Regions from separate parts of the Mus musculus genome. Here region 2 is linked to region 1. The links are chromatin contacts, found by Hi-C or POLR2A ChIA-PET in ENCODE. All regions are on one chromosome and are shown on one strand. Each heading gives the region's core, a stretch centred on a gene start or an enhancer-like site at or near the end of the contact. The rest is flanking DNA. Distances are from core to core; before and after follow the strand shown. Region 1 holds the start of Nop53 (NOP53 ribosome biogenesis factor). Region 2 has its middle 5.9 kb from the start of Gm32059.

Evidence for each region. A loop is a pair of places that touch in the nucleus more often than their neighbours do. ChIA-PET counts read pairs that join two places held with the same protein, here RNA polymerase II (POLR2A).
Region 2: POLR2A ChIA-PET joins it to region 1 with 12 read pairs in Patski. The contact joins the enhancer-like site here to the promoter of Nop53 in region 1. A Hi-C loop is called at or near these places in 3 of 37 maps with a recorded cell type or tissue (gastrocnemius and heart). POLR2A ChIA-PET finds 5 or more read pairs at or near these places in 3 of 5 experiments (Patski and embryonic stem cell).

The regions. Positions count from the first base shown.
Region 1 is chr7:15,944,621-15,947,612 of GRCm38, reverse strand. Nop53 (NOP53 ribosome biogenesis factor) reads left to right here and starts at 1,505. Exons shown (of 13, transcript NM_133831.3): 1 at 1,505-1,783; 2 at 2,259-2,323. The coding sequence starts at 1,560. Gm24576 (a long non-coding RNA gene) reads right to left here and starts at 1,520. Exons shown (of 2, transcript XR_391165.4): 1 at 1,313-1,520; 2 at 1-1,152. It also overlaps a transcript of Ehd2 not described here.
Region 2 is chr7:16,050,628-16,053,619 of GRCm38, reverse strand. No RefSeq gene overlaps it. Among named protein-coding and RNA genes, the nearest start is that of Gm32059, 5.9 kb to the right of the region's middle. Within about 2 kb of position 1,584, at least 1 of the 3 ENCODE cell types and tissues checked has a DNase peak (open chromatin) inside an H3K27ac peak, as active enhancers do; it is heart, where a contact is called at or near this core.

The sequences.
Region 1 (2,992 bases), core at 256-2,755:
CTCTTGAGTAGGTAGGTAAGGTTAAAAATGAACAGCACTACCCAGCTATTTTTTTTTCTTTTAGAGTGTGTGTGTGTGTGTGTGTGTGTGTGTTTTATACAGGCAATTCCATTGGCCTGCTTTCAGGGACCCAGCCAGTGCTTACATCATGACCTACGGCAGCCAGATGTACCAGTAGATGTAAGGACCCACCTGCCACCCCAGCTCTCTCTCTCTGATCTCCACCACCAATGTTCCCTCTCCTTCTCTGTCCCCTCTCTCTGCCCTCATGATTCTGCCCCCCATCTGTCTGCCTGTCTATCTGTCCACTTGTCTGCCTCTGTCCCTTCACCAAGTCCCACAGTACTCTTGCGTTCCCCCCAATAAACCTTTACACTAGGTCTGTTTTATGGTGTAACTTCTCAGGGGTACACCTTGGCCAGGCCCTCCAAAAATACTCCCTTGCCACATTATATTTCATAACGGCGTGTAAGCATATATGCCACCACAGCATACCTTGTGAAGGTCAAGAACAAACAGCTTGCAGGTATTGGCTTTTTCCAACATATGGGTTATGAGGATTAATCTGAGGCTTGGCAGCAACAGCCTTTCTCTACTGAGGTATCTTGGCAGCCCCACACCCAGCATCTTCTTTAATAAAAAGAGTTAAAGAAAATTTGACTGGACTCCGTCCCTTGGCAGTTACTATTTGGGAAGGAGGGGTGTCCTTCAATGGCATACACACTGGTCAGTTGCCTCTGATCTAGTAACTAACTCTTCACTCATTGCTGGTACAAAAAATCCTAGTAAATCCAGTACGTCACAAAACTACAAAGACACAAGGGAGGAGGGCATTTGGGGGAAAGAAGGGTAGTTCAGTAGGAGTGAGAAGGCAAAGGGAAGCAAAAATGGCAAGGCACGTATGAAACTGGTCTACAGAGTGAGTTCCAGGACAGCCAGGGTTATACAGAGAAACCCTCTCCCGAAAAACCAAACCAAGAAAGCAAGCAAGCAAGCAAGCAAACAAAAAACTTGTATAACTAACAAAATGGTTTGAGTAAAATTTTATGATACCGGGTAAGGTAAATTACTCAGAGTGAGAACCAAGAATCCACATAGCCTACTCCCTACCAACCCGAAATTGCAGGTCGAATCTCTGAATTCGAGGTCAGCCTGGTCTACAGAGTGAGTTAACAGACAGCTAGGCTACACAAAGAAACCCTGCCTTTTGTTGTTGTTGTTTTGTTTTTTCAAGACAGGGTTTCTCTGTGTAGCCCTGGCTGTCCTGGAACTCAGTCTGTAGACCAGGCTGGCCTCGAACTCAGAAATCCACCTGCCTCTGCCTCCCGAGTGCTGGGATTAAAGGCGTGCGTCACCACGCCCGGCTCGAACATTTTTAAAATAAGAAGAGACTGAACGTGATGATTTATCCTTTTGCCAAGACGTAAAACTCTCTATGTAAAAACTACGCTTTATCAAGATGGTCGCAAACAGGAAGTGCGTCATATTACGTCACTCGAGACGCGCACGTTCCAAACCGGATATCGGAGTTAGAGCGACTAAGCTCTTCCTTTAAGAAGATGGCTGCGGGTGGTAACAGGGACGGTGAGAAGCGCGGCTCGAGAAGCCAGGCGGACTCTGGCTTCCTGGGGCTGCGGCCGACCTCGGTGGATCCCGCTCTGAGGCGGCGGCGGCGGGGCCCCAGAAACAAGAAGCGCGGCTGGAGGAGGCTCGCCGAGGAGCCGCTGGGGTTAGAGGTCGACCAGTTCCTGGAAGACGTCCGGCTACAGGAGCGCACGACCGGGTACGTGGGGCGGGACTTCCGGTGGCGTGGCCGTGCGCTTTGCGACCTGGTGCTAGACGGACCGGGCATCCCGGCTCGGTGTGGGAGACCTATCAATAGTATCTTTAACAAATAAGCGTGCGAAAATCCCAACAAAGTTTAAGTTTTCCCCTAGTTTTTTTTAAAATTTGAAACAGGGCCTCACTATGTAGGACGACCTGGCACTCGGTATGTAGACAAGCCTGGCTCCGAACTCAAGTTTCCTCTGCCGCCGGAGTGCTGGCATTAAAACCTTTTGCTACAGAGTTTGAATTTCAAGTGAAAGAGAATAAAGTACGTTCACCCCATCGTGGTACATTTTAAATTCTGTGTGAAAGCTCCAGGTGTAGCCCATGGTTTGAGGAAGAGTTGGGATGGGCCCAAAAAGTTAGACCCCTAAGGGTCTGTTATCTTTCCAGCATTACTTTGGCAAATAGTCTGCATTTTTATCCTTCAGTGGCTTGTTGGCAGAGGCCCCAAACGAAAAGCTCTTCTTCGTGGACACAGGATTCAAGAGAAAAGGTGAGGAGTGCTCTTATGAAGTTGTGTGCTGGTGGTTCTCTGAGTCTTGCACCCGTGAGATCTGCATTGATGACATAATTTAAAGCAAAGCACACACACACACTCTCTCTCTCTTTCTCTCTCTCTCATTTTGGAAACAGTCTTGATCACAAGTTTGGAGGGGAGGGGGGATCGAGACAGGGTTTCTCTGTGTATCCCTGGCTGTCCTGGAACTCACTCTGTAGACCAGGCTGGCCTTGAACTCAGAAATCCACCTGTCCCTGCCTCCCCGAGTCAGTGCTGGGTGTGGTTCATCACCACAGTCTTACCATGTATACCATATTGGCCTCAAACTTAGATCTGCTTGCCTCTGCCTCCTGAGTGCTGGAAATAAAGGTATGCTTTACCACTGGAGACTAGAAGGGGCAGTCTTTAGTATAAAGAATTACTTTGAATGGCTTTGAAACAAGCTTGAGATGATTAAGAAAGGTGACCTGTTGTTCATTTTTGTTTGGTTTTATTGAGCTGTATCATTCAGCTTTTTTTTTTTTTGTCCCCCTTCCCCAAAGAATATGATAGCAAGCATGATAACCCACAACGTTAATTTCTCTGAGTTGCAGGCCAGCCTGGTCTACATAGTGAGCTCCAGGACAGCCAGGCCTACACAATGAGACCTTGTCTCAAAACAGA
Region 2 (2,992 bases), core at 335-2,834, 110 kb before region 1:
AGACTACAGAATAAGTTCCAGGATAGCCAAGGCCACACAGAGAAACCCTGCCTCTAAAAACCAAACCAAGCTAAAACAAACAAAAACAGTTACAAAATGAGCTAGGATCCACCCAACTCCTGTCCATTCATTTCCATTTTGTAAGTTATTCTGTGCAATTCATCAGCAAATGATTCGTGTCCATTTTCATCCATACTTTTGGCATTTACAGAACTCCCCTTCTCCCTGAGTGGTTGCAAAAGCTGTTGTGTCACTTTGCGGTTTCCTTGTTTATTGCAGTGACTTCCTGTCCCACTGTGGGCCAGGATCATAGCTGATTTCAGAGTTTTTCATTGTTGGCCAGCTAGGTTGCATCTGCTTTTTAAAACATAGTCATGGTTTTTGTTTTATTTTGTTTTAGGAATGTTTACAAAAACGTGCGCCTCAGTTTCTTGACTGGCCTTTATTAAGGAAGCTGACAGAAACCCCAAAAGGATTCTTCAGATCCAAAATCCCCTCATTAGCGTTTCGGTACTCTAAGAGCTGTCAGCCGCCGGCCCCGCCCTCCGAGGCCACGCCTCCGAAGCCCACCCGCTCGGGCCGATTCAAATGCAGCCAATAGAAGCGTGTAAACAAACATAAGCCACACCCACTACACGAATAATTTCGAGCACCAGGGCGCGAAGCCTATTTTATCTTGTGTGTGGGGGGTAGAGGTGGGGCGGAGCTGTGGCCACGCCCCCACATGCGGCCAATCAAAGGCCAGACTCCGCCCCTCGCACTTGCGGTGCTGAGGACCCCAGGCCGGGCTGGGCTAATCGCTGCCTGATTTTGCTGCCGGATTACAGCGCTCCGGTCTTGGCTGTCCTCAGAAGGGGTACCTTATGGCCACAGTGGAAGGGTATAGCTAGAGGACAGAGACTACGAAGGAATCCCCTTCTCTTCCTCCTCCTGGCCACCAAGACCCGGGCCCTTGGAAGTCTCGTAAAAACTTTCTCTTCTCACCCTTATTTAAAGCAACCTGGAAAGGCAGGAGTGTTTCAGGACGGGAGTCAGGCTTTGGTTGTTGAAGTGTTATATGCAAAAGAAAAAATGCACCAATCGTGTGCCATCAGTTTCTCGGATAATGAAACAATTGGGGCGCAAAGTTTGAAGCTTCCATTGCCTGACAGGAGCCGCGGGGAAGTGTTTCTACTTTCAGTGGAGGAAGCCATTTATTTAAAATCCGGAGGTGGGGAGGTGGAAGAGGGGCTGACGAGGTGGCTCAGTGAATAATGGCGCTTGCCACCAAAACTTGATCTGAAATTTATCTCCAGAAACCACGTGTTGGAAGGAGAGAAACATACACACACTGAAAAATAGAACTGGAGATGTGGTGCAGTTGGTACTTAATCTACTATCTAAGAAGCCCTGGTTTTCACAGCACCATCCAGGCGTGGTGGTTAAAGCTGTAATCCCGGAAGGTGGAGGCTGGGGGGTCAGGAGAGTTCCAGGTCCGCCCTAGGCTACAGAGCAAGACTGAAGCCCACCTAGGCTATTAAGCGGATGCTATTGACACCGTCTGTAGACAGATGGCGCTGACGAGGTTCTCCAGGGTAGGAGCTGGGCTGTAGTGAGCTGAGTTTCTGAAAGGCTCAGGGCTCTGATAAGAGCTAAGGCATATGCAGAAATGTGCGGAAAAAGGCTGGAGGAGGGTTCAGAGGACAAGATGATGTCAGGCCCTTCGGGCAAGGCAGTTCTCCAATATCTGGCCTTGTCCACAGCAAGAACACGGGGCTTCTACCTTTTCTTTTCCACTATACTATCATAATTAAAACTGTCAGCCTAGCCTGGTGGTGCAGGTCTGTCATCACTGCAGCTAAGGAAGCTGAGGCAGGAGGATAGCAAGTTCAAGCCCTGAACTTTAGCAACTTAGACCCTGTCAATATAAGAAGTGAAAAAGAAGGCTAGGGATGGTGACTTGCTGTGTGAGACCCTGGGTTTAACCTGCAAAAGAGGTTTGAAAGAAAGAAAGAAAGAAAGAAAGAAAGAAAGAAAGAAAGAAGCAGCAGCCATCTGAGCTCTTTTTTTATTTTTTATTTTTTGGTTTTTCGAGACAGGGTTTCTCTGTGTGGCCCTGGCTGTCCTGGAACTCACTTTGTAGACCAGGCTGGCCTCAAACTCACAAATCCGCCTGCCTCTGCCTACCGAGTGCTGGGATTAAAGGCGTGCGCCACCACTGCCCGGCACCATCTGAGCTCTTTAAAAAATATTATTTCTTCATCAAGTAAGGGTCTCATTATGCAGGCAGGCCTTGAACTCAAAAAGACCCACCTTCATCTGCCTCCCAAGTGCTAGAACTAAAGATGTGCTGGGTCATGTGTAGCCCAAGTGAGCCTTAGATTTGATATGTGATTGACTATTGTTGTTTTTGGAAATTGATTTTTATTTCGAACTATGGTATTCTTGTTTGAATATATACACGTTGAATTCCAGTGCCTAAGGAGGCTAAAAGAGGGTATCCATGCACTCTTCTGGGATTGGAATTAAAGGCTGTTGTAAGCTGACATGGATGCCGGGAACAGTCCCTGGGTCTTCTTGTAAGAGTAATTCAAAGTCTTAACCGCAGAGCTATGTCTCCAAGCGCTGATCCTAAACTTTTGATGCTCCTGAATACATTCAGAGTGTTGGGGTATAGGTGTGCAGCCCACTATGCCTAGTGTATGTGGACCTAGGATAAACTCTAGCAACTGAACTGTGTCACCAGCCCCACAGTGCTTTTTGAATACCTTGGGCTCTTGTCACTAGCTTGGAAGCCTGGATGGGCTTTCAGGGATGCTCAGGGAAAATAGCCATTTGATCTCCCAGGTCTGTGCCAGCTCTTGCTCAGCTTGGGGGCTGGCTTGTCTTGGCTCCTCCACACCCAGCCAAGGACTTCCAAGTAGCGTGTGTTTACAGCCCTCGCCTAAGCTAAGAGGTCTGGGGTATTCGTCATAGATAGTATCTTTCCAGCAAACCTTTGTTTTTGAGGCAA